Regions from separate parts of the Homo sapiens genome. Here region 2 is linked to region 1. A link is an interaction called in ENCODE POLR2A ChIA-PET data of the cell type or tissue named here. Cell type or tissue: MCF 10A. All regions are shown on one strand. Each heading gives the region's core, and the rest is flanking DNA. Links, peaks and the distances in the headings are about the cores only. Region 1 overlaps ATP8A2 (ATPase phospholipid transporting 8A2). Region 2 overlaps ATP8A2 (ATPase phospholipid transporting 8A2).

Region 1 (2,912 bases), core at 325-2,824:
TGCCAAGAGAAAGAGGCCTCGCTTAGAAAAGCTCCTATTTCCTTCCCTCTCTATTTCAAACAATTCGCTTCTACCCAACGCTGTCTTCTTTTCCTTGGGTAAAGAAGCTGGGGGAAGGACATACTGAAGTCTATAAAAAGTAGACAAAGTCCCTTCCTACTCCAACTTGGTAGATGCATGGTAGGAAAATGGAACCAACTGTGTTTCTGCTATAGAACGACAATATCTAACAGGTCAGAGATGGCTCTAGCTTCAGGCAGAGCTGGATCCAGGGGTGTGCTCAATGCTGATGGCTCTCAGTGCACCCTTCCTCTGTGCTCAATTCATCCTCAGCCAGCCACCTTCTGCAGGGTGTCCTAGCCGCTCCAGGCTGACACCGTCCTCCTATAAGAGACCCAGCAGCAAAAGAGCTCCATCCCCCAATTAGTTTCTGTAAAAAATCCTTGAACTGTCTCTAGGTGATACTCCAGCCTGGGGCACCATGTGCATTCCTGAATCAACTGCCATGGTCAGTGAGGCAGAGGACCCGGCTGACCAGTTTGGGTCACAGATCCAGACCCTAGAGGTGGCAAAGAGGCAGAAGCAGCACCATTTGAATGCGCATTCCGAAAGAGGGCGGGGGGGTGAGGGGAATGGACGCAGGGCAGGCGGAAGATGGCAAGATGTCACTGTACCCTGCATGAGAGATGTCTTTGCTCCTGCTGAGCAAAGTGGATAGGGTTTGTCTTCAGAGCACAGTAGAAAGCACTCTGCACATTTAAATATGCCTGTCTTTCAGTTTCCATCCTGCATTGAAATCAGGTTTCAGTCACTAAAAAAGTATTGCGAATCGAAGTATACATACAAGCACAGACACAAGCGACCTAGATTTCTCTTTCTTGTCTTTAGCCAAAGGAATGCCAACACTTATGACAGCTGGCTAATCAAAGTTCAGAAAGCATCCAATTTACTCAGTGGATGCTTCGATATGTTACAATGATGATGTAAGCAATAGTCACTGAAAATATCCCCTACTTTTAAGTCTGTTCAGTATTTTGGGCCTCTCAGATACTGTCCACAATAGCTTTTGCATCATCATTTATATGAAACAGAAACTTCTTGGTACATGCCTAATAGCATGCTATGCTTCTCTTTTCTCTCTTCTCTAACCTACCGTGGTCATGTTTTCTTGCATAACCGGACTTGGTGGCCTTTCTCTGGCACTTTTATACCTTTTAAATTGGATAAACCTGAAGATCCCTGCCATCTCTGGGTGGGGGAACTGTGATGATGATAACCTCCAGTCATCAGACAAGGCCACCTCCCTCTGAAGATGTTGGAGAAGAAAACCCCTGTGCAGACTCTTAATAAGAGTGGCCCACATACACATTTCCACATGTTTCAAGAAAGGAAAAGTTCAAAACCACATCAGACGTACACTGTGACCACTGAGCATAAATATTACAAACAAACAAAATCAGCATGTAATGTGTACTTTAATTTGCTGACAGATATTTTAAAAATTAACATCAGAATGAATGACAAATGCCAACACCACAACAAAACCTCTGAAGAAAAAAAAAAACCACTCAATCAAAGCCGCGGGGCCTCTAATTAACACACAGCATCCTTGAAATGAGAGGCCAAAAAGAAAATAAACTGCCAAAATGGAGGAAATTGTATACGGGGGAAGGGAGGACAAGGACTAAAAAAATGAGGGCTTTCTATAATGAACGTAAAAAATAAATCCTGTTGTTTGAAACCTGCTTTACTTTAAAAAAGATTGGGCTCGTGGACAGAAGATTGCAGCTCAAACACAAAGTCTGCTTATTCCTTCTAACTCAACATTCATATTTTAAAAATTCTATTGCATTGCGGGGTAAGTCACTTCAGATAAAATTTATTAAAAGCAAAACGTTAAGGAGAATTGAGCAACATTTCTCAAACACCTGGTTCATCATCACTGTAGCTGCTTTCCATAGTCACAAAGTGAGAAGACCCAGCTTGGAGTCCAACCGACTCCAGAAGAATCCCAGCCACTCTACTCCCTGCCTGGTCAAGAGACTGATCCTTTCTCTCTAAGCCTCAGTTTCCTCATGTGGTTGCAGATTACTGAATGAGCCAATGCTTACTTCATTACACATGTAACTGCATATATTAAACATATTTTCATGAATATGTTTTGTCTGATATGTAGTAATTGTGATATGGAAGGGAAGTGCTGGGAAGGGAAGGGAGTGGTCCCTTTAAATGATACAGAATGGGGGAAGGGCATGGTCCCTGGCTAGGGCTCCACCCCCAGGCCTGTGTCCAGGGACCTAGGTGAGGACAGGCATTTTTATTTTCCTGCCCAAATGTTGCATTTCCCAAAACCACCCTGACCTGCCACGCCCCTATCCTGTGCCTATACAAAAATCGAGACCCTAGCCAGCAGACACAGAGGTGGCTGGACGTTGAGAGAAACACATCAGCAGAGGAACACTGGAAAGCCAGATGTCTAGAGGAATGCACGGACAGGCACCCGCGCGCCGTCAGGCCACCTATCGCCAGAATGACACAGAGTTTGGCCAGAACAATTGGAGGACAGCCGGGCTGTCAAGTGGCTCAACTCCAGGGAAAAGTCATCTCCCTTCTGGCTCCCCCATCTGCTGAGAGATACTTCCACTCAATAACACCTTGCACTCATTCTCCAAGCCCACGTGTGATCTGATTCTTCCGGTAAACCAAGGCAAGAACCTGGGATACACAAAGCCCTCTGTCCTTGTGACAAAGTAGAGGGTCTAACTGAGCTGGTTTACACAAGCTGCCTACGGACAGCTAAACTGAAAGAGTACCCTGTAACACATGCCCACTGGGGTTCAGGAGCTGTAAACATTCACCCCTAGACACTACCGTGGGGTCAGAACCCCACAGCCTGCCCATCTGTATGCTCC
Region 2 (2,912 bases), core at 118-2,617, 220 kb after region 1:
CTGTGAGACCATTCCCAGTTAGAGGCATCAGATAGCTGCTCGACCATCAACTCCTCTGGAGTGTCTTACCTCTCTACTGTGGGGAACAGCACAGTTGAGGGAGCATCTTGTTTCAACAACTGCAGAACTTCACTATTTCCTACCATCTCCAGTTCAACTGCAACAATAATAATGTTCTAAATGACATTAAGAGCTCCACTGATGGCTGGGTGTGGTGGCTCACGCCTGTAATCCCAAAACTTTGGGAGGCCGAGGTGGGTGGATCACCTGAGGTCGGAGTTCGAGACCAGCCTGGCCAACATGGCAAAACCCTGTCTCTACTAAAAATACAAAAATTAGCCAGGCGTGGTGGCAGATGCCTGTAATCCCAGCTACTTGGGAAGCTAAGGCAGGAGGATTGCTTGAACCCAGGAGGCGGAGGTTGCAGTGAGCTGACATTGTGCCACTGCACTCAGCCTGGGTGACAGAGTGAGACTCTGTCTTGAAAGAAAAGAAAAAAAGAAAAAAGAACTCCACTGAAGAAACAAGGACATCAGACCACCCACCATGGGTGAGTGCCTACTTCCTCAATGTAGAATGTAAAACTCTTCTAAGTCTTCTAACCCTCAGACAACCAACCACTTGTAAAAAAACACTTAGTCTCACTAAGAGATTAACCCAGTCTTTTTCCACCTGTCCACATCACCCTTCGGTACACTGGGCAGTTAACATAACCCTGGATGAGTACCAATTTTGGAGACTTCTGTTGAAAACAGTTGAATGCCAACAGATATCCCAAAGAGAGCACCTATAAGTGGGAAAATTCTCAGGATCACAGCAGCATCAAAATAAGTATCACTGATGGGCATTTCTATGTACCACCTGCACAGCGTCACACACAGGAAGACTTGGGGGGACTGTCTCCCCAGTGACAATGAAGGCAGAAAGGCGAAATAAAGGGAGATGACCTTCTATGTCTATATCTACAGTCCAAGGGCACAGACTAAGGACAGAACTCTCCCACTAGCAGGACTGTCCACCCAGTAGGAAACCCAGTACCGCCCACTGTCTGGTGATGAAACTCCCATATTTTATGTCCTGTAAAGCCAAAGGATGGCCTAGTGACTCAGTGCAATGACTTAACATCATAACAACTGTCTTCAAAACTCTACCAAGGGCAGGGCACAGTGGCTCACGCCTGTAATCCTAGCACTTTGGGAGGAGGCCAAGGCGGGCAGATCATTTGAGCCCAGGAGTTTAAAACTATCTGGGCAACATGATGAAATCCCATCTCCATAAAAATTACAAATATTAGTCAGGCATATGGCACACATCTGTGGTCCCAGCCACTCGGGAGGCTGAGGTGGAAGGATCACCTGAGCCCAGGAAGTCTAGGCTGCACTGAGCCCTTATCGTGCCACTGCACTCCAGCCTGGGTAATAGAGTGAGACCCTGTCTAAAAACCAAAAAATAAAACAAAACAATGACAGCAAAAACTCTGCTACCGTCCTTAGAAGCAACTCACTGAAAGGTATTCTATGAATGAGCAAAAAAGAACTGCTTTCTTTTCAAACCTAAAAAGAGCTTTGTTGGATTTTGAGGCAAACAACAGTTTCTGAGGGGCATTCTCCCTCATGCCTTACCTTCACAGTGTACAGGGAGGAAAGCAAATGTCCCCACCTTTCCCTCACCTTTCTTCCCAAGGCCAGCTCCTCCAGAGGTATCCCATTCACCTGGTTCTCTCTCTCTCGCCAGCATCCAGTCAGCACCTAATTGATGCCAATCACACCTCTTCACTCTGAAAGCTAACCCTTACCCTCTATCCTGAGTAAGTCTACCTTAGCTCATATGCTTATCCTCCTCTGCCTGAAAAGTTGGAACAGATTTCATTTGGCTTCTCTACATCTTCTCTCCTATTCCACCACAATCTCCACATTGCCAAAGTTATGTTGCTGAAGCAAGCATTCATGCATTCATTTAAGCAATTTATTAAATACCCATTGTGTGCGGTCTGCTCTCCTGATTAAGGAGACAACAGCAAAAACAAAAACAAAAATCTTGTTTTTAATTTAACTTTTATTTTAAAGTTCAGGATTACATGGGCAGGTTTGATATATAGGTAAACTTGAGTCATGGGGGTTTCTTATACATATTATTTAATCACCTAGGTGTTAAGCCTAGTACCCATTAGTTGTATTTTCTGATCCTGTCCTTCCTCTCACTCTCCACCCTCCAGTAAGCCCCAGTGTCTGTTGTTCCCCTCTATGTGTCCATGTGTTCTCATCCTTTAGCTCCTCCTTATAAATGAGAACATGTGGTATTTGGTTTTCTGTTCCTACATTAGTTTGCTAAGGCTAATAACTCCAGCTCCACCCATGTTCCTGCGAAGGTCATGGTCTCATTCTTTTTTATGACTGCATAGTATCCCATGGTGTATATGTACCACCTTTATCCAGTCTGGAAAGGACTCCCTATTCAATAAACGGTGCTGGGATAACTGGCTAGCCATATGCAAAAGATTGAAACTGGATCCCTTCCTTACACCATAGACAAAAATTAACTCAGATGGTTTAAAGACTTAAACAAAACAAAAAACCTTCCTGGACCTGAAGACGTTTACAATCCAGCAGGGAAGAGTGATTGCACTGAAACAGAGCACTGTAACAGAAGATGTAGATTGTGATGAAGTACACAGCAGGAGGTCATGACCTAGTGAAAAGTCTGAAGGAACATCCTGGGGAAGGGATGATTCAGCAGAAATCTAAAGCTTAAGAAATCATTAGGTACAGGTGGGAGTGTGGGCAGTGATGAAGAACATTCCAAATAAAAGGAAGAATGGCACAGTCAGTGCAAGGACAAGAGACACAATCCAGGAACTGAAAGAATCTCAGCAGAGCCAAAAGGCAGAGTGCGCTTTAAAAACTCTACTGAAA

What was found. ChIA-PET counts read pairs that join two places held together with the same protein. Peaks named below come from ENCODE experiments on the same cell type or tissue, not always from the same donor. Only the 100,000 strongest peaks of a DNase experiment are listed, where the experiment ranks them.
Region 2: POLR2A ChIA-PET joins it to region 1 with 5 read pairs; 2 of 35 experiments call an interaction of 5 or more read pairs at or near these places.

What each region holds. Positions count from the first base shown.
Region 1 is chr13:25,869,763-25,872,674 of GRCh38, reverse strand. All of the region lies in intron 33 of ATP8A2 (ATPase phospholipid transporting 8A2), which reads right to left. Among named protein-coding and RNA genes, the nearest start is that of SHISA2, 180 kb to the left of the region's middle. In MCF 10A, for the core only: no CTCF peak of the experiment used is centred there; no DNase peak of the experiment used is centred there.
Region 2 is chr13:25,652,750-25,655,661 of GRCh38, reverse strand. All of the region lies in intron 24 of ATP8A2 (ATPase phospholipid transporting 8A2), which reads right to left. Among named protein-coding and RNA genes, the nearest start is that of ATP8A2, 280 kb to the right of the region's middle. In MCF 10A, for the core only: no CTCF peak of the experiment used is centred there; a DNase peak (open chromatin) is centred at 1,151.